2 separate regions of the Homo sapiens genome follow, and region 1 is linked to region 2. Evidence: chromatin loops called from intact Hi-C (ENCODE). Cell type or tissue: gastrocnemius medialis. All regions are shown on one strand. Each heading gives the region's core, and the rest is flanking DNA. Links, peaks and the distances in the headings are about the cores only. Region 1 overlaps C1orf21 (chromosome 1 open reading frame 21). Region 2 overlaps C1orf21 (chromosome 1 open reading frame 21).

Region 1 (12,446 bases), core at 2,782-10,781, 53 kb before region 2:
TATGAATCATTATGGATCCTACTGAATCCCTTGAGTGAATACTACTGTGAACTACGATTGGGTCATTCTGGCTACTGCAGCCAGCCTGCTTGGGTTTGAATCTAGCTCCATTCTTTACTGGTTGTGTGACCCCAGGCAAGTTACCTAAGTGTTTAAGTTTTCCTCATCTCTAAAATAAGGATACGAAAAACCTTTTCCTAAGACATGTAAAGTGCTTAGAACTGTGCCTGGCACATAGTGTATGCTGTTGGTATTATTATATGAATTGCCCTGTCTTTTACCTTGATATCCCCACATCTGGTAGGATGTTCACGTGAGACCCTGCAGAAGGGCTGGGGTTTCTGCTCAAATATTTAGGCAACTCTATGTGGCTAAGCTGATGATCTTCCCAACAAGTTGTGACAATAACTGACAAGCTAAAGATGACTGCACCCGGTATAGAAGAGGAATTTGCCTGAAAGCAAAAACAAGAGCACAGTTCAATCACCTTCGCCCTTCCTTTCCCAGAATATTCAACTTCAGCATATTCAAGAGTTCTATACTTGTAAAACTGTCATAGGATAGCTGGCTAAGCTCACAAACCACACCGGCCCGAAGCCACACTGAATCCTGTCACCTTCCCACTCAAGTTCAGACGCTTCTAGCTGAGCAACTCTGCACGCCAGTCCGTGATCCCCCTGGTTTCCAGATTATTAAATGAAAACACATTCGTTGGCACACCTTTCCCAAAAAGCCAATCAAGCAAATGAGCTTTCCCTCTGGAGTGCCAGGTCCACTCTGAAAGAAGAAACCCAGGCCACTGCTTTTAAAGTTTTAATGGGAGAGCACTGTAAACAATTAAGATTCTTTGGGTTCTTAACATCCTCAGAGGACCATGATGAGATCTCTTCGTAAATATTTAAGAATCACATATTTTCTCCCTGTCATTTCTGCCAGGGTCTGAGCACAAGATATATATCCATATCTGTCACCTGAAGACATCCAGACAGGCCACTTATAAACAGCCTTAGCTGGAGACCTAAAGAAGAGGTGAGGTCATAATTCTGTGTGCTGGGGTGGAGGCATGTGGTAGATGGCGAGGTCAAGGCTGGTTCTTCTAATGATGACAAGAAAGTATGATCATTGAGGATGGTGCTCAAAGTCATTATTTTAAAGATATTTGCTTAAATAAACAAGCAAAAAATAAAACCTAGGGGTCCTGAGGGGGAAAATAACACACTGGCTGTGTGTGAAAAAAGTATAATTTATATTTCATCTGTACTGCTACCTTCACACTTGGACAAAATCAACAACAGACATAAGTGGTTCTGGGATCCCACCCTTCTCCAAGAGGCCAGATGTCACAGACAACATGTCTTTAAATCCCAATTCCTTCATACCCACCCCCAACTATGTGGGGTTTAGTACATTTATTGGTTTCTCTATATCTCAGTTTCCTCAGGTAAATGATGATTGTTATGAAGATTTTTAAGATAATTCATATGGACCACTTAGATCCACATGGCAAACAGGAAGCATACAACAATTGTTAGCTATTATCATTTGTTTTTGGAACTGGCTTTCAAATAAATGAAATAATTCTTTTAAATGGTTAAAAAATAATAAACATTTGGAGAAAAAACTGGTATGATGGCATTTACGCTATTTGTGGCAATACCATTTACAGGTACAGATCAAAAAGTCACCAAATTGCATGGCATCAGAACTACAAAAATAACTTTTTAGCTTCATAAACTTTTTCTAAAACTAGATTAGAAATTCCTGGCTGGGCACGGTGGCTCACGCCTGTAATCCCAGCACTTTGGGAGACCAAGGTGGGCAGATCACCTGAGGTCAGGAGTTCAAGACCAGCCTGACCAACATGGCGAAACCCTGTCCCTACTAAAAATACAAAACCTTAGCCGGGCATGGTGTCATGCACCTGTAGTCCCAGGTACTCGGAAAGCTGAGGTGGGAGAATTGCTTGAACCCAGGAGGTGGAGGTTGCAGTTGAGATCGTGCCACTGCACTCCAGCCTGGAGGAAGGAGCGAGACCCAGTCTCAAAAAAAAAAACAAAACAAACAAACAAAAAAAACTCCTATAGCCACCAATGCTGCCAGAATCAAAGATGTATCATAAGTCTGTCAATCTCTTTTAAAATCTTGGTACATCTTATAACTTAAAAATTATGTTAAGATGCAATTTGTGAATATACATTTACTTAAAATATTACTACTAACTACCATGAAAGAACAATAACAACTAAATTGAACTAATAATTTGAGCACTAGTTTTTAGTATTTGGGTAAAAGATACATGCATTATGCACTGGATTTCTCTGGCATTTATTAACAATTATTAACAATAATGGATCTTTATTTAATGACTTCACTTTCAAAAACTAAGTAGTACCTGACATGTTACCACTCATTATCCATAGGTGAGGTATTTTAGTTTGGTTATGTTGTAGTAACAAACATCCCCAAAACAGAATGGCTTAAAACAACAAGGGTTTATTTCTCACTCGTGGGTACATGTTCATCACAGGTCAGCAGGGTCACTGCTCCGTGTCATGTCCTTATTCAGGAATGCAGATTGAAAGAGATCAGAAATCTGGAACTTTGCAGGTCACCATGGTAGGCAGAATGGAGATTGTAGAATTCTGCATTGGGTCTTAAGACTTCCCCTTAAAGGTGACACATATCCCCTCCACTCACATTTCATCTGGAAAAACAAGTCACGTGGTCACAATGGGCAAAGAAGTGCCCATGGACCCAGAGGGAGGAGATTTGGAATACTAGTGACCATGTCAAGTGACTACCATACCATATAAAGAAACTTTGCAGGATTTTTTCACTTTAATTTAAAGGTTAAAACATGCAGCTGTGAAAAGTCCTGGGCCTGATTGCTTCACTGGTGAGTTCTACCAAACATTTAAAGAACAAATACCAATCCTTCTCAAACTTTTCTAAATAACTGAAGAAGAGGAAACATTTACTAACTTATTTATACAAGATCAGCATTATCCTGATACGGAAGCCAGACAAAGACACTACAGAAAAGAAAATTATAGATCAATATTTCTTATGAACATTGATGCAAAAATCCTCAACAAAATACAAGCAAACTGAATTCAGCATAGTAAAAAGATTATACACCATGACCAAGTGGGATTTATTCCTAGAATGCCAAGATGGTTCAACATATAAAAATCAATCAATGTAATATACCACATTTACAGAATAAAGGGAAAAAAACATAACCATCTTAATTGATGGTGAAAGAGCATTTGACAAAACTCAACACCCTTTCATGATAAACACTCAACAAACTAGTAGTAGAAGGAAATCACCTCAACACAATAAAAGCCACATGTGAAAAACCCCAGTGAACATCATACTCAATGGTGAAAGATTAAAATCTTCCCCTCTAATATCAAGAACAAGGGAAGGATGCCCATTTTCATCACTTCAATTCAACATGGAACTGGAAGTTCTAGCCAGAGCAATTAGGCAAGAAAAAGAAATCAAAGGTATTCAAACTGTAAAGAAAAAAGTAAACATTTCTTTTTGCAAGTAATATAATCTTATGTTTGGAAAACGCTAAGGATTCCACACACAATAAAAAAGTCTGTTAGAATAAATGACTTAATTACAAAATTACAATAATCAAAACAGTGTGGTACTGACATAAAGGTAGACATATAAAATGAAATAGAATGGAGAACTCAGAAATACACTTTTGTATATATGGTCAAATGATTTTTGACAAGGTTGCCAAGACCATTCAATGGAGAAAAGAGAGTCTTTCCAACAAATGGTGCTGGAAAAACTGGACACCAATATGCAAAAGAATGACATTACTCTTACTTAATACTATGTACAAAATGACCTCAAAATGGATCAAAGATCGAAACATAGGACTAAAACTATAAAGCTGTTATTAGAAAGCATAAGGCAAAAGCTTCATGACATTGCATTTGACAGTGATTTATTGGCAATGACACCAAAGTCACAGGCAACAAAAGAAAAAAAATTGGATTTCATGAAAATGAAAAGTTTTGTTCATCAAAAGATATGAGTGATAGAATAAAAAGGCAACCTACGGAATGAGAAAGAATATTTGAAATCGCATATCTATTAAGGGATTAATATCAAAATATATATAGAATTCCTAAAACTTAACAAGAAAAGAAGCAAACAACTAAATTGAAAGATTGGAAAAGGACTTGAATAGACATTTCTCCAAAGAAGATATACAAATGGCTAATAAGCACATGAAAAGATGTTCAACCTCACTAAATCATCAGGGAGATATAATTTGAAACTACAATGAATTACCACCTCACACTCAGTAGGATGACTACTCTCATGAAAACCCAGAAAATATCGTGTTGGTGAGGATGCAGAGTAACTAGAATTCTTGTACACTGTTGGTGGGAATGCGAAAAGTTACAGCGACTGTGGAAAACAGTTCTGGCAGCTCCTCAAAACATTAAAAATCAAACTTCCATATGGTCCAGCAATTCCACTTCTGGGTATGTGCCCAAGAGAATTGAAATTAGGGTCTAGGTGCGGTAGCTCACTCCTGCAATCCCAGCATTTTGGGAGGCCGAGGTGGGCGGATCACCTGAGGTCAGGAGTTCGAGACCAGCCTGACCAACATGAAGAAACCCCGTCTCTACTAATAATACAAAATTAGCCGGCATGGTAGCGCATGCCTGTAATCCTAGCTACTCGGGAGGCTGAGGCAGGAGAGTAGCTTGAACCCGGGAGGCGGAGGTTGCGGTGAGCCAAGATCACACCATTGCACTCCAGCCTGGGCAAGGAGAGTGAGACTCTGTCTCAAAAAAAAGAAAAAATAAAAAGAATTGAAATTAGGGTCTTGAAGAGATACTTGTACACCCATGTTCAAAGCAGCATTATTCACAATAGCTAAAACATGGAGACAACTCTAGCTTCTACTGACAGATGAACATGTAAGTAAAATGTGTATATACATACAACGGAATATTATTCATCCTTAAAAAGGAGAAGCTAAAGAGGAAATTTTGATACAGGATACGACACGGATGGACCTTCAGAACATTATGCTAAGTGAAACAAGCCATTCTCAAAATGACAAACATTATATGATTCCACTTATATGAGGCACTTAGAGTAGTTAAAACTATAGAGACAGAAAATAGAATGGTGGTTGCCAGGGACAGTGGGGAAGGAGGAATGGGAAGTTACTGTGTAATGGGTACAGAATTTCAGTTTTGCTAGATGAAGAGTTCTGGAGATGGATGATGGTGATAGATACACAGAATTATGAATGCATTCAATGTCACTGAACTGTACACAACTATTAAGATGGTTAATATTGTTATGTGAATTTTACCACAATTAAAAAAACCCAAACATGCAGCTGTATCTAATTCAAACATCAGACATAACAAATGTGCCTTTTCAATTCCCCCTTGCATAGCCCGTATATAACCTGGGCTATGCAAGGGAGGGAATTAGTACTTTGTATTCAACAGAAGCCAACTTGATTTTTGGATGCAAAACGAAACTTGGATGAGAAAGTTGCAAAAAGAAATTAAGGTCCCAGTTAATTTGTTTCTTTTTGAATTTCTTATCTGTTTTTCCATTTTTAGGGAAAGTAATCTTTTTTTTTTTTTCCACAAAAGAATACACTCCATCAGACTATGCTGTCGAAATTTACAAGGTCACCCCTGCTGGGCTTTCTTCCATCTACCTCCTCTGCCACCTTCAAACACAGGCATCTGCACAAGAGGGATAGTGTCTGAATTTTTTTCATAGGTTAATAGGCAATTAGACATGGAACTTGCACACATTATTTATTTTTAAAACTGAAAAGGACCTCACATGCTATGGCAGGCACCTACTAGTTGTCCTCGGATATCTACCCCTCCCTAACACACACATCGCAGTTGTACATGACAACTACTGGACATGACGTGACAGCCATTTCTCACCTCTCTCCCAGTGAGGTGTGACCATGTGACTACATTCTGGTCAAAGGGGTATGAGTGAAGGCCACGTGTCACTTTTAGATCATGCCTCTAAAGGAGGGGGTGTGTCTTCCCCTTGGTCCTTTCCCTTCTCTCACTGGCTGGTGTGTGGACATGAGTGTGGGCACTGGAGCAGCAGACTCAACCACAGGGTGAGCACAGTGGAGCAACAAGATAGCAAGAACCTGGGTCCCTGAAACTATGAAGTTCCCACCCAGCTCTTAGAGTGTGTACGCCAACATTGTACGTGGAAGAAATAAATGTTTGTAATGAAGTTTGACCCAGGTCAGATGGGTCAAATCTCACTTTAAAATGAAGAAACTGAGGCCAAAGAGATTAAAAGGCATGCCCAGGGTCATACAGCCATCCCCTCTGTAAACTGTATATTACAATGATGGAAAATTACTCTTTCTTCCTGTTAATGGCCATGAGATTAAAATCTTCTTTCTGCAATTCCTTCTTGAATGATTTAATGTCATACTCAGCAGGGGTAACAATAGAATGTAATGATAAGAACCACATCATTTCAGGTTTCTTAGGATGATAAACATGTCCTATTAATAGAAATTATTTAATTCAGTGTAGATTGCCAGAGTATAAAGCAAATGGAAAATTTTGAAGGTTTTAATGGAGGAAACAGCTCCACTATGAGATAGTCTAGAAGTACATTTCCTAAAGTCCACAGGAAGACAATCAGTGAGTTGTACTGTATTTATACTTCCTTCTGAGTAGGAACAGTAAGCCTTCAAACGTGATGGGAACTTGGCTCTGAGTGGTGAAAGTACCCAGCTTTAATAAGCACACATCCAAGAAACCACAGCCTTACCCTACTAAGATAAAGTCCATCTATGATGCTGCATTTGCTTTTAGTTAACTTTTTCATAGAAATGAAGAAAAAGTGTTCTCAATTCACTATGTCCTTGGTATTCTCATTTGCCATTTAAAAATGACATTCACCAGGAATGATGCTGTTTGACGTACTTCATGTAGCTGATGCTCTAAAGGATTGCAAAATAGCTTGGAATTGTTTCAGAGAGCACAAAAACATCTGACCTTATTGGTTTAAGCTTTGGGTACAGTTTGTGGAAAACAAGAAATTCTTTCTCTCCTTTGGAACATACTTTGGAAGCACTTCTTTTAGGCTCTACTTAGCGACTTCCTGTTGAGAGAGCTGATACTAAGTCACAACATCACAGGACAACTAAAACCATCAGAATGCAAAGCCATTTGGTTCAATTTTACGCACCCCTCTTTCCAAGCTCCTACACAGCTGTCCCGAATCATTCTTACTACTAGCAGAAATGACAGCTGGTGTGAAGGGGGCTCACTTCCCTACAACAGATCGTAGTTCCCTGTCTCACTGTACTTGTAGCTCTCAAAATCTTCAATGCCAGTTAATGTTTCAAATCTGATGTCACACACCTGTTTTAAATAATTTCAAGAGCTCCTTGTTGCCTCGAGAATACCTTACCTTTAGCACCCAAAGACCTCAAGTCCCCCCACCATGCCTCTCCAGATCCAGCCCCTCACTGCTCCTCTTTGCTGCCACTACCTTGGACTATACTCCAGTTCAGGGACTTTCTCACCCCACCCTTCTGAACTCTCTGCCTGGGCTGTCACCCGCCCCAATCTCTTCCATATTTACGACCTCTGCCTGCCCTCTCTCCTACTCCCACGTAAAAGTGACCATTTCCTAGACTTTCCTACCTCTACAGAGTTACCTGTTCAACTGCATTTTATTTATTCATGTACCCGTGCCCCATTCTATGTCGTGAGCACCTCAAAGGGAGGGATCGTGTCTTAATTTTCTTTCTAACATCTGGGACGGTTCTTGGCACACAGATGTTCAATATATGCTTGCTGAATGACTAAGAGAATAAAAGAAAAAAGAATCAGAAAGTACACAGCTTAAATCACTAAAATAAAAAAAAACACAACCAAATGTGTAAAAGAAATCACAATTTGTAATAGTGTCTTTGTTAAATCTATTATGCTGAGATAGAAAGAAGCAAATCATCTATGGTGCAGAAAAGCCCTGTGAGAGGCAATTGATGTCTTTACACCTGGAATGAGAAGACCCAGATTTGAGTTTTAGCTCTACCACCTTCTGCCTCTAACTCTGGGCAATTTACATGTACAAAATGAAAATCTAAATTCCACCTCATTCCAAAGTAAATCTCGGCAATAGCTGGCAAGAAACACCCCTCTGAGCTTTTCTTTTTCCCTTTCTAAATTCGCTTAAACAGAATTTAGAAATTTAAACAGAGATGAAAATACCCACAGTACCGACCTCACAGTGTGTGAGGCTCCAATGAGCTAGTGACTGTAAAAGCACTCTATAAACTATGCAATGACACATAAATGAAAGGCATTATTATCAGAGACGGGAAAGAAAGAAACTATTCAGAGTGGTTACTGTGGGCCAGGTGTTAGGGATTCAAAGACAACTCAGAAATTCAGGACTGCCCTGGTGAATGCTCTCTCAGACAGATCCCACCCCACTCTTGGGTCGAATCAGAACCATTCACATGACTTTACTCTGCCAACCAACTTCTGTCCCCATAGGTCTGAGTATCATGGACCAAGTACAAGTCTGGATATGGCAAAGAAACAAAGGCAGCCCAAGGTAGAGACGTACACACCAAATGTTGAAGAAAATGCTCCGTCACATACCCCATTCACTGCCCACTCCCCAGCCCCGGCCAGGGCCTCCTGTGGAACTGGCTGGCATCCATTCACCCTTTCCTGAAGGACATTTTATGGGGGATTGTGTGGAGCAAGTTCCCAGAGTTGGGGATATTTGTAATTGGGAAAGGTATACAGAACTAGTCACTTCTTACTTGAAATGAGGATTGCAATATAATTTAATTTTACTTTATTCTTTGTCAAAGAACCAATAGCTGAAAAAAAATCATGTCGGAACATTTATTTTTGAAGTTGTTATGAAGCCTTATTTCTTAGCATCCAACCTGCCTAAGTCTTGGATCTACCGGAAGTATTAAAAATAAAAGACCATGCCTTCTTTAACATTATGTTCAAGATCACAGTCATTCATTCATTCATCCTGCAAATATTTATCCAGCACTTATGACCTGCTAGGGCAGTAGGCTAGGTACTGGGGAAACAGCTATTAACCACCTAGAAGTAGGGGCCTAGAGCAAACAGGACTTTAATTACGATTATGATATGAGTTACAAAGGGGAAGTATAGGGTTCCATGCTCTAATGAAACCTGTGTGGGGAAGAGGATGTGGTGGGAGGGGTCAGGGAGCAGTCAAGAGAGGAAGCTGCAGGAGTGCAGGCTCTAGTGGGGAAGGAGCTTGGCCAGAGCTTGAGCCAGAGGGAAGGGAGAGAGAGGACCCCAGAGAGGAGTGAGAGGTCATCCCTGCTCAGGTTATTACCCGGGAGCAGCAGGAAGCCACTGTAGGAAGGGCTTTATACTGGGGAATGACATGATTAGCTATATATTAAAAAACAAAAACAAAAGATGACTTTAATACTCATGATGGTGGTAAGAAGCTTGCAGACCTACAAAAAGGTGACAGGAAGAAGTCATCACTGTTGCACCACCTCTTCAATATATGGATGAAGACGCCAAACCTCAAAATGAAGTGACCTGGCCAAGATCACACAGACAGATTCTGGCAGAGCCTCATTTTTCTGACTTGGTCCAGTGGTTTCAAAATTTTTCTACAATAAAAACTGTAACTGTGAAGTTGGAGTCAGAGTTCTCCAAATCTTTTTTTTAAGAAACAAGTTCTTGATTTGTTGCTTAGGCTGAAGTGCAGTGGCACAGTCATAGCTCACTGTAAACTTGAACTCCCAGGCTCAAGAGATCCTCCTGCTTCAGCCTCCTGAGTAGCTGGGACTATAACTGTATGCCATCAGGCTTGGCTAATTTTTTTTAATTTTTAGTAGAGACAGCGTCTTTTTATGTTGCCCAGGCTGATCACAAACTCCTGGCCTCAAGTGATCCTCCAGCCTCAGTCTCCCAAAGTGCTGGTATTACAGACATGAGCCATAATGCCTGGCCTCTCCCAATCTTTGACTCATACCCATATAATCATAGAACTGACAGTGCTTTCTCACCACTTTGAACTTAATAACACTACTAATAATAGCAGCAGTCACTTACTAGAAACCTTCCAAGTGACAGGAAACTTGCTAGGTGCTTTCCATATCTCATCTTTACAACAATCTTGTAAGACGGGTATTATTTTTATTGTTTTACAGTTGAAAGAACTGAGGGTCAGAAATATTTGTTTAATTGCTCAAGGTCACACAAGTGAGCTGAGTGTGATCAGAATCTGCAGCCATTTCCCTCTCACTCCAAACTCTGCCACCATGCCATGCCAGATCTAGATTTTATTATTATCCAATGCTAAATTCTGGCTTTCTAGGGAAAATCAGAATAGAAAGGGAGAGCTTCCTCTCCCTAAATTAAAAAAAAAAACCTACATGAAATTGTCTGAAAAGTTCAATCAATTAATCAAATGTATACCAACACAAATAATAAGAATTGAAAAAATTTTTATTTTTAAGCTACATTAGAGGCACAAAATTCTAAGAATTCTCCTCTAACCTGTTTAAGAGATAAACATTGGGAGTAACCATGTGGTCGGGCCAAGATAAAAATGTCTCATTAAAATTGTCTGATATACAATCTCAGCTGTAGGAAGTGCACTGTTAATTCCTGAAAAGGTGAGCTGTGGGGAAAAAAGAGATCATCTCTGACTGACCTGCTCTTGACCCTCCAAAACTGAAGGAAATGAAATTTAAAGTCGGCTTCCATATGATAAACACTCCAAAAATTGGAGAGGAAGTATAAGAAAATGGAAAAAAAAATCTGGCCCTAATGAGAAAGTTATGTAGCCCAAAAGAAAAATGGAAAACTAAGATTTTATAAGCAATTATAGCCCGCCTTAAATAAACCTTGGACATCACATGAAAAAGTTATTCAGGAAACAGCTGTTATTCATTCTTAAGGAGAGAGAAATATTCCCATTAAGACACAGGAACAGACCAGGATACACTCATTCTATGAGAGACAAAATAAGATCATCACTGCATATAGTAAACATTAAAATCAACACTGCAGGAAACTGGGCTAGTGAATCAGAAATAGATACAAGAAATACATATGGAGGGTTGAAAGAAGGAGAGAGAAGATGGCAGACATAGAAAATAGAGTGTAGAGATGTAACCTGCAAGCAATGGGAGTCTCTAAGAAGAAAGGAACAAATGAAAGACAGTCGATTTTCCAGAAGTTAACACCAAAGCCAGATACAAAATATCTGTGGTGTAAAGATGGGAAATGCTCTGTGTTCTCTTATATTTGTAAGCAGAAAAACACATGAAGCCCTATCTGTTTTAGGCAAAGAAAAAAGCTTTTTTAAGTCTAAAACCAGATCACTTTGAAACAGGTGGAAATTTGTATAGCTTTAGTTTTTCCCGCTGTAAAAACCAATTCTAATGAGAAAACAGGAGAGTGGGAGTATAGGGACTGGGGACTTGGGAAGAGGGTAAAACCTACATAATATTTAAATGGCCGTAGGTATCCCAAAATGTTTCTGCCTGCATCAATATTACCACAATGCCATTTCTACAAATATCAAGACTGTTGCCCCAAATACCAGAAGAAAAGGGGCAATCTCTTAAAGGGAGGATACTGACGTTCAGTAGGGTATGGGTGATCATGAAGTCAGTTTTCCACTTGGAAATAAGTAAGCAAGATCATAAATTCAAGGTAGGATAGTTGCTGAATAAAAATAGCTATAAGGAAAAAAAAGTCATAAGTGTTGGGCTTGATGAATCTAATAGCTGATGAAAATATTGAAACAAAATAGACAAAAGAGAAATAGAAGTGAACCCCAGCTCAAAAAAAAAAAAAAAAAAGAAAAAAGAAAAAAGAGACTTTTAAGACTCTCGGGAGAAATTAATGAAGTATGACCAAGGGAAAGCATAAAAAGAACTCAAAAGGCACAGAATTACTTATATTATTAAAATAGAGTAAAGTTATTTGGTCCAAAGATGTAGCTGTCATCATCATCATCATCATTGCCTTCATCATCACTGTCATCATCATCATTGTCATCATCAAAGCTATCACTGATGCAGCACTTATTATGCAGCAGGCACCATTCTTAATGCTAAAAATAAATCTATGTGGTGGGTGCCATTATTGTCTCCATCTAACAGATGAGGAAACTGAGGCCCAGAGAGATAACTTGTCCAAGGCCCAGAGCTAAATAACTGAGATTTAGTCCGGCTCTTAACTACTTCATTCTTCTACCTCTCTAAGACTAGTTACGACTAGAAGAATAGAGCATGTATGGGATATGTTTTAAAATAATAACTACTATATTTAGATTACTAATAACTAAAGCATCTACTATTTGCAAAGGACCTATTATGTACCAGGCATTGCATTAAGCATTTTAGAGACATC
Region 2 (12,446 bases), core at 2,362-10,361:
CGCCTCAGCCTCCCAAGTAGCTGGGACTACAGGCGCACGCTGCCACATCTGGCTAATTTTTTGTATTTTAGTAGAGACAGGATTTCACCGTGTTGCCCAGGCTGGTTGCGAACTCCTGAGCTCAGGCAACCTGCTCGCCTCGGCCTCCCAAAGTGCTGGGATTATAGGCGTGAGCCACTGTGCCCAGCCTACAGTTTCTTATTTGACAGTTAAATTTTTAGATTAATCTGAAAAATTCTAATATGAAGAGATAAATTGGGGGATTTCATTTTTAATATTATAATCACAAATAACAGAATATCTTCAAAGAATAAAATGTGAATTGAAATGGTACCCAATTAATTGGTATATCTTTTTATTTCAGCTGCTTATGGATGCATTTATCCCATTACAATCACTGGGGCATCATCTGTGTCTGCTGCCTCTAGCCCTCTCATGGTGCTTTACTCCTTACTTCTACCAACATCTCACTCTGCATGATAAACAAGACACACACACTCATGTATAGATTTATGGTTGATAAGCAAAAAATGTATTTGTTAACCTCTATGGTGGGATTTCTTTTAAACTACACTTTGAAAGAAATGAGGCATAATATTATATTCATCATTCCTGAATCATGCATGTCCTTTGGTCTTTTCATTTAAAAGACAAATATTCACGTATACATCTTACACAGTACAGAAACTGGTCTAGGTCAAACCAGAGAAAGAACAAACCATAGGAACACACATATCTTAAAATCTAAAAGAGATAAGTATTACATGGACAATTGATCATCTTTTAAGTTTAGAGAATTATACATCTACAAATAAACTGATGACGCATTCTCCTCCAGCGTAATCAGAGGAAACCAAGCAACCATTTTCAGAAATGCAAACTGCATAGGTCAGAGGTCTGCGCAACTGCAGGCTGCTAATATGATGATGAGCATACTAACTCAGTGCTTATCATGTGCCAAGTACTATGCTAAGATTTACAAATATTAATACATTTTAGTCTCACAACAGCCCTATGAAGGCAGGCAAGTACTAGTTTTATTCCCCACACTACACAGATGGGAAAACCCAGGCAAAAAGAGCCTCAAAAATTTGCCAAGACTACATGTTAGTGAGTAGCCGAGCCAGGATCTGAAAACAATCTGCCAGATTTTCAGTCTGTGTGCTTACCATAACATTGTATTTCAGTTCCACGGAAAATAGCCCTAATGACCATATTAGAATCTCCAGACATCCTCATTTAAAAACTGAGTCTGACCTCAAGTGGCCAGTTAACAATGACTTCTCAAAGACTTCTGAGCAAATGTTGGTTTGGACTTAATATCAATGTGTTATTCCCAAGGAGGAATCTCCCTTAGTCGAGTCAGCATCTGCCATTGTAGCCACCGTCCCACTTCTTAAGTGAACTGGGGTAGTTTTTAACTTCAGTTTCCCCTTCTATCAAGTAGGGATAATCATGATAATAATTACGTTTGAAAAAGCCTCATACACCGTAAAGCACAAATCCAAGTTGTAACGGTTCAGGGGCAAAATAACCAGTCACATGTAAAGTTCCAAGTGCAGAAGGCAGGAGCTGTACTAGTCTCTACGGAGGACAGCCAGGGCCTAATGAGGCCCAGGGGCCAGGTAGGGGCTGCCTGGAGAGGTGCTCATAGCAAGGCAGGTCCCTTCAGTCACACCAGCCAGGAGTCCAGGAAGAAGCCATTGTTTTGAATGTCTGAATCTGTAGTGTCACTCAGGAGAAAATAACTCCAAGGGGAAGTGCAATAGGTAAAGAAACCTTTGACTTCCTCTCTTGTCACTGAGGCACGTTTTGAGAACTTCCCTCATCCCCAAGCAGGCCTTGCCTGCAGCTCCAGTCCTTTCACCTTTCACTGAATGGTGCCAGAGGGCCAGGAAGCACCCAGCAGGTCTCCACTGCTACAGACAATACAAGCACTTGAAGGGGCAAGGGAGTAATTGAAGAAAACCAAAGGGACTTGGAGGGCCCTGCCAGCGTGTCCCTGCCAATGGTCTCTGAAAACTCAGGTGCTCCCTCATCTTGCAACCCAGCTGCCTGGCAGCAGGGAGTGACAAATGGTCTTATTTTCTACTTATCTCTCTAACTTCAAAAGAACAGGCTCATGATACCAGCTGGCAAGGGAAGGAAAAGTAGCACTTGGATTTTTTTTTTAATATAGAAAGTATAGAGCATTTCTTAACTTTCTGTCATAGAAAACGTTTCCAAGTAGAAATTTTTGCTGGCTTTACCTCAGCTAGACCAAACTTGGCATCAAGGCGGCATCTAGCATGGTATCTATTTTGTGCTGGCCGAGGGGAGGAGAGTGAAGAGGTGGGGCCAGTCTACTCAGGCCCATCTACTATTTATAACAAGTGCTTCCATGCTAATTGTGCACTGGCCTTGTTCTGGACGCTCTCCTTATTAACTATGTGTTCCTCCTCAGAACTCCAAGTGGTGGATACCATTATTACCTCCATATTATAGATTTGGAAACAAATGCAGCTAAGTTATAAATCCAAAACAGCACAGGCAGTGGTGACACTGGAATCAAACCCCAGCTGGTAAGACAGAATTCACAACTACTCCATTCCATGCTCACATACACGCATGTTTCATTTTCCCTATTGAAATGAGCATCAGCATGGCCCAGGAACCACCTAAAAGGAAATAAAACTAACATATTTTGAGCACCTTCTCTGAGTCAGACACTGGGCTGAGCACTTTTACTTCAGAAGAATGCAGTTAAAAGCTCTGAGCCAAGGTCGACTGGCTTCTGTGATTCCATGAGCCCCATGTGCACTTCGAGCCATTAAGACCTTTCTGAGGCTCAGCTCAAGACATCAGGGAGTCTTCAAAGCCTAAACCCAAGACCATGTTCCTCACTTATCTTGACTTAAATTTCTCAGCTTTTATGACTATAATCTGGCCTATCACAAATCCGTCAAACACTTCTCCTGCCCTTAGGGCTCTTTACTGTCTCCTATGATTCACTAAAAACAGAAAAAGGGAAACATGATTTTCTCTCTCACCTTCGGGAAATAACAGCTTCAGAAGCCAACAGAAGCTTCCTTATGCCAGCAAAACAGCTACAGTAGAGGCAGCTAAAGTCTATCACTAAGCAGCACAGAGAGGAGCAAGGTGGCATTGCTCCTGTTCATTGGCCAAGCTGCCTCCCAATTCTGCCTCTCTGGTGGTCCCCCATGTACCCCTCTTTGCCCAAATCACCCCCTGACACACAAAAGGCTGAGTGTACACACCTAGTGCTCACTTAATGCATAGAGATTCCAAGCAGAAAATGAGGGCCACTGCCTCCATCAAACTCCTTTTCTCTTAGATCCAATAAAAACTAAAACTTGAAAGAGAAGGAAATTCTCACACTACCACTGCTACCTCTCAGTCACATAAATCAGCACTGTGCAATAGAAATATGTGAGTTATGTGTGTACTTTTAATGCTTCTAGTAGCCACATTAGATAAAAAGCAGCAGGTGAAATTCATCTTCATATATTTTATTTAACCTGATAGATCTAAAATATATCATTTAACATGTAATCAATAATTATTAATAAGCTATTTTATATTCTTTTTTCATATTAAATATTCATTTAATATGAAACTTAAAAGCTCATTTTACACTTACAGCACATCTCAATTAGGACTAGTCACGTTTCTCATGCTCAATAGCCACATGTGGCTCATGGGTACTGTGCTGGACTGCACTGACAAACATTATTCTCTCTGTTACTGTCCACAAACACAGGTATCTTTAATCCATCTTCGCTGAATGCAATCAAAAATTATGAGACATAAACAGTGAATTATGACTTTGCCTCCAAGTGCTTTTAATTTCTGAATAAATCTGATGTATTTTCTCATTTAATTTTCACCATAACCTTGTGAAATAGGTCTCACAGCATTTTAGATGAGTAATAGATTGGCATAACACCATCACACACACACACACACACACACACACACACACACACAGCCACAAGCATCTGTTATATGCTCTCATTTAGGTACACCCAAGGATCAGAACTTAACTGAAGCCACATAGCAATACAAAGTCCAAGTGAAAGAAAGCAGCCAAATTCTTGCTCGCTTTACTGCTGCTCAGTCTCACACCATCATTCCAGAAGAATTTACTGCAATAATCTAAGCCCCTCCATTTAAAGGGATGTTTATAAACATCAGGCTTAAGCCAAACTTGGCAGCAGTGCAGGCCACCTTAGTTATATGGGAGGGCTGGTTCAGTCAGTGCCCAACCTGATTCCTGAACAATCTCTCTGCCTCCAGCTCCTTGGCCATCTGGGAGCCCTCTGTCCTCTCAAGCCCATGCAGTTCCTGCCTTCGGGGAGCTAACCAGCTCACAAGAGAGATTAGACATATAAACAAATAAATCAAATAAACAAAAAGTATTCTGGGATGGCAGGAAAGAGATACCTTCTGAAGGTATTAGAGGAAGCTCTGTATAAAAGTTTATATTTGGAAAACAAGCAGGATTTAAAGACATGAAGTCGAGAAAACGGGCCCGTGCCAAGCAGAGGTCACCATGTACTGGAGGGCCTAGAGCAGCGAAGATGCAGGATAAGTTCACAAGGCTGCCTTGCTCAGTTGACTGAAGAAGGCGATCATGAAGGAACAGAGTACAAAACAAGGCTGCGCCTGTAATCTTAGCACTTTGGGAGGCCAAGGCGGGTGGATCACCTGAGGTTAAGAGTTCAAGACCAGCCTGGCCAAAATGGTGAAACCCTGTCTCTACTAAAAAAAAAATACAAAAATTAGCCGGGCGCGGTGGTGGGTGCCTGTAATCCCAGCTACTTGGGAGGCTGAGGCAAGAGAATTGCTTGAAGCCAGGAGACGGAGGTTGCAGTGAGCTGAGATCACGCCACTGCACTCCAGCCTGGGCGATGGAGTGAGATTCCATCTCAAAACACACATACACCCCCCACCCCCGCCCCACACACACACACAAAGGCAGCAAAGGTGGATATGAGCCACCTTCAGGTGCCTTGGATGTTCACTAAGGATTTGGGATTTATTGGCACAAACAGAAAGTTCTAGAGAAGATTTAATACCAACAGAGGAGTACTTTAAAAAGCTGATCTGATAGTGGTGCCAAAAAATGAAGAAGTAAAAACAGACCAAAAACAAGCAAAGGAACAAACAAGCAATAAAGGAGGTTAACAGGAGATTCCTCCTGAGGACACTGCAGTTCTTGGGGTGATGGGCTGTCACAGCCTAAACTACAGTGGTGGTAAGAAAAGCAATGCTAGGAGAGAGTGAGATTTATAGGATCTGGAAACTAACTGCAAAAGCCAAAAGTGACTCAAGTTTAAAGCCTACATTATTGAAACACTGGAAACAGAAAAAGCGCAGAAAAGGAAGTCAATATAACTGTAAGAGTTTCTCCCCACTTGGGGGCGGGCTGCAGGAGAGATCATGATCTCAAGCCTGACGTATTAATTTCCCTAATAAGGCCTAAATGTGTTCTATGCACCCACTTTAGTTGTCTAAGAGAATGACTGTTGAAAGAAATCCAATAAGCACTTGGCCTTCTAGAACTTGCTTAACCAGTTCATGATAACTTGAACCTGTTGGTCACTTACTTTTTGCAAGCTGGTCTTGGCAATCTGCTCAGCTGTCCTCTGAATGACCTCAGCAGATCTGCTGACCACTATTCACATCTGCCCTGACAACTGAGAGAAGGAAAATTCCAATCTGAAGATGAAACCTTCTGAAGTGGATCTGACCTCTGAAAGGGCCACAGTGTGTCAGGCAGAACTTTAGATCTGAAACTTTTTATGCTTCAACACTTAAAGTGAAAGAAAATATGTAAGTAAATATCACTGGTGAAGTTCCTTGTCAATGATTTCCTAAATTTTCTGAAATCTAGGAGTCAAGATGCCCATTTAGCATTTAATTCTGCATGGTGGAACATGCTACAGAAATTCTGTCACACACATTTGTTGTGGTGGAGCTCCTAAATAACCAAGACATCATGGCGCCCAAACTGCTTCAAAAAAATGGAAATTACCATTTGTATAAACACATTGGGCATCAAAGCTCCTGAGGATGTCTTCAGAAGCTTTGAAATTAAATTAACACCTTTAGGAAAAGGATCAAATGTGTGTGTACACACACTCAGAGACACATACTTCAGAGCCATCCCCAAATATGCCACCCTTCACAGACTTTGTCACATCTTCAACAACATGTGGTAATAACATTTAAAACATTTTAAATGTTTAGCTTTTAAAGCATAAATAAGGTCACTTTATTCGGTGAAAAACAGAGGGGTATTTTAGAAAGCAGAATATAATTGTCCAGGTTGAAATATATCCCAGTCATGGAGTCATAATTTCCTCTTGCAATGGGCGTTGGTCTCCAAAGACGGCTCCCAACAATTCCTCCTCTTTCTACGGGCACATTCTCAAGAGGTGGAGAGACTCTATTCCCTCAACTCTAGGCTGGTCTTATGACTTGCTTTCATCAACAGAAGGCAGCAAATGTAGCATTCTTGAACTTTCAAGCTCAGGTCCTAAGAGGCCTGGCAGCTTCCACTTTTTCTCTTGGAAGCCGGGCTGAAAAGTTTGGCTACCCAGCTGGAAAGAGTGGCCTTGTGGACAGAAGCCCAAATCCATCTGGGATAGCTGAGTTCAGCTGAGATCCCAGCTGTATGCAGCTGCATGACTGAGCCCGGGAGAGAACAACAGATGAACTCCAGCCATCCCCCAGAATCGTGAGGAATAATAAGCTGGTTATGTTTCAAGGTACTATGTTTGGGGTATTTGTTACACAATAAGAGACCACAGAAATAATGGGTTACAAATGGTTAAAAAGTGGGCCTATCACTATCACTCATCTGCCACCATCTGTGATCATTGTGGGATTTTGAAAACTTCTTCTCCTTGCGAATTAATTTAAGTGAAGAAACACAGACAAGACCTTAACTCGTCATATTTAAAATGTGATATTCAGTAATATCTAGGGTACTGGAACTGTCTTGACATTGGATTCTGGTAATTCTTCCCCCAGAGCCCTGCAGGGCTAGAAAAAGTATCTCCCTTGATTGGTGAAGTTCTCTCCCCATTGTATTCCTGCTGTATTTAACACAATCCCACAAACTTCCTAATATTTATGTTAGAGAGATTAACAAAATGATAGAATGCTGGAGTAAATAAAATTTCAATGTGGGTGTTGGGAGGATGAAGAAAATTTAGCAGAGGCCTTAAACGACGCTTTATGGCATGAACTACACAGAGGCACAGAGAGAGCAATGACCAGGTGGGCTTGGGGTAAACTGATTTTTAGCCCCAATCTTGACCCTCCCTGCACCTATACCCTTGCTGTAAATGCACTGTGGTCAGAGTGTGCTTTTTTGCCTAACTTTGGGCTCACTCATGTGACCTGCTTTGGCTAGTGGCATGTGGGTATGAGTGACAGTGTGCCAGCTCTAAGTCCAAGCTTCAGAGGCACCATATGTATCACTTGCACACTTGCCCTTCTGTGAAAGGAGATCATGCCCCCACTAGCTTGCTGGTCCCTGGAGAAAGATGAGAGATACATAGAGAAGTGTCACCACAGCTGACCCACCAATTCATAATCAAGAAAGAAACAGTTACTGTGGAATGCGACTGAGAGCTTCAAGTTGTCTTGTAACCAAGTATCCCCATTTTTCTAAGAGAGAGAGTTTTTTTTTAAGTTATTTCTTCTTTTCTCTTTCCTTCTTTTCCTCTGTTCCCATTTCCTACCTAGCTCTTCAGAAATGCAATCATAACCTTTACCTTCCCTTCACCAGACACTCACTACACTGGAAGCTTATCTAACTACGTGCTTACTTTGAAGCTCCAGGGCAGAAACTCTCTCCCACAAGGAGATTGCCTCAAGAGACAACAGTCAATTTGCAACCTAAAGTATGTCCCTGATGGAAGGCTCTCCCACCTGGAGAGTGTCTTGAGACAAAGGCCACTATACAACCTAGCTCTGCTTGTGATGCAGCCAGCTCGACCACCAGTAGATTAAGCACGAAAGCGAGTCACGCAGACCCCCAACTGCTCACTCCCTCCTCTGAATGCCATTCATGCCAAGTCCCCCTTTAAAAGTCCATGCTTTCTGCCCCAAAAGCAAAACAGTGCTCTTAAAGGCAGGAGCCTGTACCTCTTCCCCCAGGCTAAGCTATGGAATAAAGTCACTTTCTTTATGCCAGACCTCGCTCTTGTGAATTAGACTCTGCAAGTGGCAAGTGACTGAACCTGAGTTTGTTACAGTCTACGCAGCAATAGTTGACTAACACAAAGCTCCTTTATCAGATGCTAACATCTGCAAAATACACATGGTGCTTTAGAACAATAGAGTCTTCCTGGCTATACAAGTTGTGAAGGGATGGTTAAGTGGTCTCATTGCCAAGCAGAATGTAAGCACAACGTATTGAATATCACCAAATCTTGCTCTGACAATCTAAGGTTATCTTTTTAAAGACTGTCATTTGGTATTCGAAGTTCTCCATAATTTAACCCTAACTTAGTTTTCTAGCCAATTCTGTCCCATTTATAGTTTATGTTCCATTCATTAGTTCCATAAATTAGAATATTTATTATTCTTGAATAAGTCTTACATTACCTAGCTGTTCCTTTTCCAGTTTAGATTGAGACAGGTTTTGTTCTTTCAGTCCTTTAAGGCCAGGTTTGGATGTCATCTCTGTAAGAAATCTGCTCTGATTCTGCGGTTTAAGGCAGAGCATCTATCCCCTGACTGTTATCATGAGGTATGTCTTTTCCTCTTCGGGCATTTGGCTTATTCTACCTCGTAACACTTCCTTATCTTCTTACAAAGTCCTAGATGGCAAGGTTTATGGATTATTTACCTCTGTAATCTCCATGGCATTTAGCAAAAGGCCTTATACATAGGATACAGACCAATCAATACTTTTGTGCATTAAAGAATGAGGGCCGGGTGTGGTGGTTCATGCCTGTAATCCCCGCCCTTTGGGAGGCCACGGTGGGCAGATTGCTTGAGTCCAGGAGTTTTAGATCAGCCTGGGAAACATGGCAAAACCCTATCTCTATTAAAAATATAAAAAATTAGCCAGGTGTGAGCGCACGTGCCTGTAGTCCCAAAGCTACTCAGGGAGCTGAGGTGAGAGGATCACTTGAGCCCAGGAAGTCAAGGCAGCAGTGAACCCTGATCGCACCACTGCACTCCAGCCTAGGCCACAGAGCAAGACTGTCTCAAAAAAAAAAAAAAAAAAAAAAAAAAGACCTATGGGAGGCTGCACGGCATCAGGAAACAACATGGAGAAAGAAAGGTGGACTTTGGAGTCTGAGCAATCTGGATTCTAGCACTTCGTAGCTGGGTAACCTCGGACAAGTCCGTCTCTCTGTGTTCAGTTTCCAAGTATGTAAAATTTGCGTAGCACATATTTCACAAGATTGTTGTGAAAATTCAACATAAAAATGAATGTAAATGCCTTGCGATGTTTGACACATGGTGACGGCTCCATAAATGGTAGCTCTATTATAAAAATGATAATGACACAGGACATCAGGTAGAAGTTAAACAAATCCCTGATGTTAGATTATTTTCTCTTAAAAGTCAAGCGTTTCAGGATGACAGTAATGACTCTAGTTCCAATCAACTCTTTCCCTAAAAACTGTGGTTTCAGAGATCTGGACTGTAGTTTTATTAAGATGTTCATATATGTTACTCTTCTCCACAGTTCTCAATGCTATAGGTAGTTACCAGTAGAAACAAATTTGTTCCAGGCAATTAGTGCATCTCCTTGGAACAAAATGCAACAGTTTTCTTCCCAAACACACGAGTCCACTTTTAACTGTGGCTTAGCTCTTTCGTACCATTCCCAATTCTTCACCAGGAGACTAAAACAATCATTACAATGAACCAAAAGCTAGAGATTCTAAAAGTAGTAGAATTATTTGACAGTGACTGAATGATGCAGCTACAGTTATTTACACGTAAACATTATCTCAGTGAGGTTCTACAACATATCTCTATGATGTCCCTTACTAAGAGTTGAAGAAGTGTTTTTATAAATGAAAGCATCGTGCAAATGTCAAGTAGTAGGTATTATTGTTAAAATAATTCCACAAAAATTGCTTCATCTGCCTGGTACTAATTGAAATTTTGTTTATATATCCATACTTCAAAATAATCATCTAAGGGCCAATCTCAAGATCAGGCAAGCATAATAGCCTGTAAGTGGCCAGGTAATGTCAATGAGCAAACTGAACTCGGTGTGCATGCACCGGGGAAGCGTTAGCAGTTCACTGGAGGCCACAGCCTGGCTGCAGGGGCAATTGCTACCCCACCTCCTGACGGTTGTCTCAAGGAATGAAGACCTATTGCTGCCAGCTCTTTTGAAGAAATTTGAGGTTTTATGTGAAATATCCTGATTTTTAAAGGCTGTCTTGCTTTTTATTTTAAAATTCTTTGGGGAGGGGGCAAAAAAAATGTATTTGCAGACCAGGTGTGGCCATGGGTTGCCAATCTGTGGCCTTTGCACTAGATATCCTAAAGTCATTTTGATTCAACAGAGAGAGGTTAAAAGATGATTATTAGATTCATTGTATTTTTATTTTAAATCTGAAAATGTATAATTCACTCTCTATTACACTTTAAAAAAAAACACCTCACTCCCTCATTTATAAATCCTCACTCACTCCCCTTTTGGACTTCTGTTTTTAGTCCTACAGTTCTCCTCTACTAGGACACCCCATGGCCACTGTCCCATGCACCAATTTAAATTCTGCTGGTTCTTTGAAGCTTGATTTAAATGCTAGCTCCTGCAAAAAAAACCTCCATGTTCCTCCTCAAATACCACTTTGTATAAATTATGATGTAGATGATCCAAAGTAAAGATCCACATTGATTTCCATTAGGTCTCATCACCCTTTCACCTCAGACGGTATAACCCAATAATCACTGTAATTATTCACTGTCACAAAAATGAAAGGCTTAGAGGGAATAAGATCTAATGTTCCATAACAGAGTAGGGTGACTATAGTTAAAAATAATGTACTGTATGTTTCCAAATAGCTCAAAGATACGTTTTGAAATGTTCCCAACACACAGAAACAATAAATGCTCGAGGTGATAGATATCCTAAATACCGACTTGATCGTTACACATTCTAGGCATGTAACAAAATATCACAAGCACCCCATAAATATGTACAAATATTATGTATCAATAAAAAAAAGTGAAAGGCCTAGAATCAATGGGTCAAGAGTCAAGTTTGATAGGACTCACCGCCAAACACATCTCCGTTCTGGTAGTTTTTCCCTTTCTGGGCTTCCTCTTCATTTTGAACAGTGGCAACATGCTTGGCGGAGGCACAGCCCATAGTCTCATTCGGTCAGCTTCAGCCGGGCTGAACTGCAAATCATCTCTACAGACACAGGGACATTTTTTTTCTTTAAACACAAAGAAAATCCACCTTGCTGCTGAGTTGGTCAAGATGTGTGCACCTGCAAGAAAAGAAAGCTAGATTAGAATGGGCAGTGACTGCAGCAAAACACAAGCCTCACTATGTTGGTGTGCTGTGCCCTGCAGTATACTAGAAGTCATGCACAGACCCACCCATCGCACTGGTGTTGTGGTGGGCACAGAAGAACCATGTGCAGCGTGGCCCATTCTCACTTGATTTCCCACTCAGAAAGCAAGATGGAAAGGCATGTCCCTATGCAACACATGGCCAAGGAGTGAACTTTTTGAGGAGATACCAAAAATACGTATTTATTCAAATACGTATTTGGGCACTACTGCTTGCCATACATACTCTTAAAGTACCTGTAAGTTTACTAATGTTCTGAAATCTCAAAAACTGTCGAGGAAGGAGAGCCCACTCTTGAGATCCACCTAGTTCAGGAGGCTGGGAAAAGCTCTTCATCTTCCTCATTCTACCCTGAAGCCAGCCCTCCCAGCTCCTCAAATTTTGCCAGGAAACGGTAGCCATCCTCCTCAGACTGGTACATGGGCTACTTTATACATTTCTGGTTAAGGCTGTAAATAATTCAGTATTTTATTTTACCTGAGGTGACACTGTTTTGGAGACAAAGGAAGGAGATGGGGCAAGGTCTAAAACTTACTTCTGTCCATTTTCTGCTTAGCTAGCCAAATGTTTTAAGGATTGGGCAGAAGACGTCAAAATATGAAGAAAAGCAACAAAGCAGTTGTCAAGCTTTTGGCGTAAACTTCATGCTTCTACCGATTTCTCATAAAGGCTTAAAGAGTATTTACAGATACACTGCAAAAGAGATAATCTTCAAATTGACTTAAGTGACTTTACCTTTCCCTGCCCCATCCAAGGTGGCTCCTCAAATTCTGAGTGTTTGCTCTGCTCAACTTGCTCATTTTTGTTTTATGCTTTCATCATCCTCACCCAACCATTCCAGGCCTATAGATGACTTACTCCAGTCTTGTAAATG

What was found. A loop is a pair of places that touch in the nucleus more often than their neighbours do. Peaks named below come from ENCODE experiments on the same cell type or tissue, not always from the same donor. Only the 100,000 strongest peaks of a DNase experiment are listed, where the experiment ranks them.
Region 1: a loop joins it to region 2, with 2.9 times the contacts of the local background. A loop is called at or near these places in 2 of 110 quality-filtered maps.

Annotation. Positions count from the first base shown.
Region 1 is chr1:184,530,048-184,542,493 of GRCh38, reverse strand. All of the region lies in intron 3 of C1orf21 (chromosome 1 open reading frame 21), which reads right to left. Among named protein-coding and RNA genes, the nearest start is that of C1orf21, 150 kb to the right of the region's middle. In gastrocnemius medialis, for the core only: no CTCF peak of the experiment used is centred there; no DNase peak of the experiment used is centred there; H3K27ac peaks cover 6,818 bases.
Region 2 is chr1:184,476,426-184,488,871 of GRCh38, reverse strand. C1orf21 (chromosome 1 open reading frame 21) reads right to left here. Exons shown (of 6, transcript NM_030806.4): 2 at 11,269-11,486. The coding sequence starts at 11,362. Among named protein-coding and RNA genes, the nearest start is that of C1orf21, 96 kb to the right of the region's middle. In gastrocnemius medialis, for the core only: CTCF peaks have their summits at 2,440, 5,185 and 5,411 (motif pointing right); DNase peaks (open chromatin) are centred at 5,641 and 6,541; H3K4me3 peaks cover 544 bases; H3K27ac peaks cover 8,000 bases.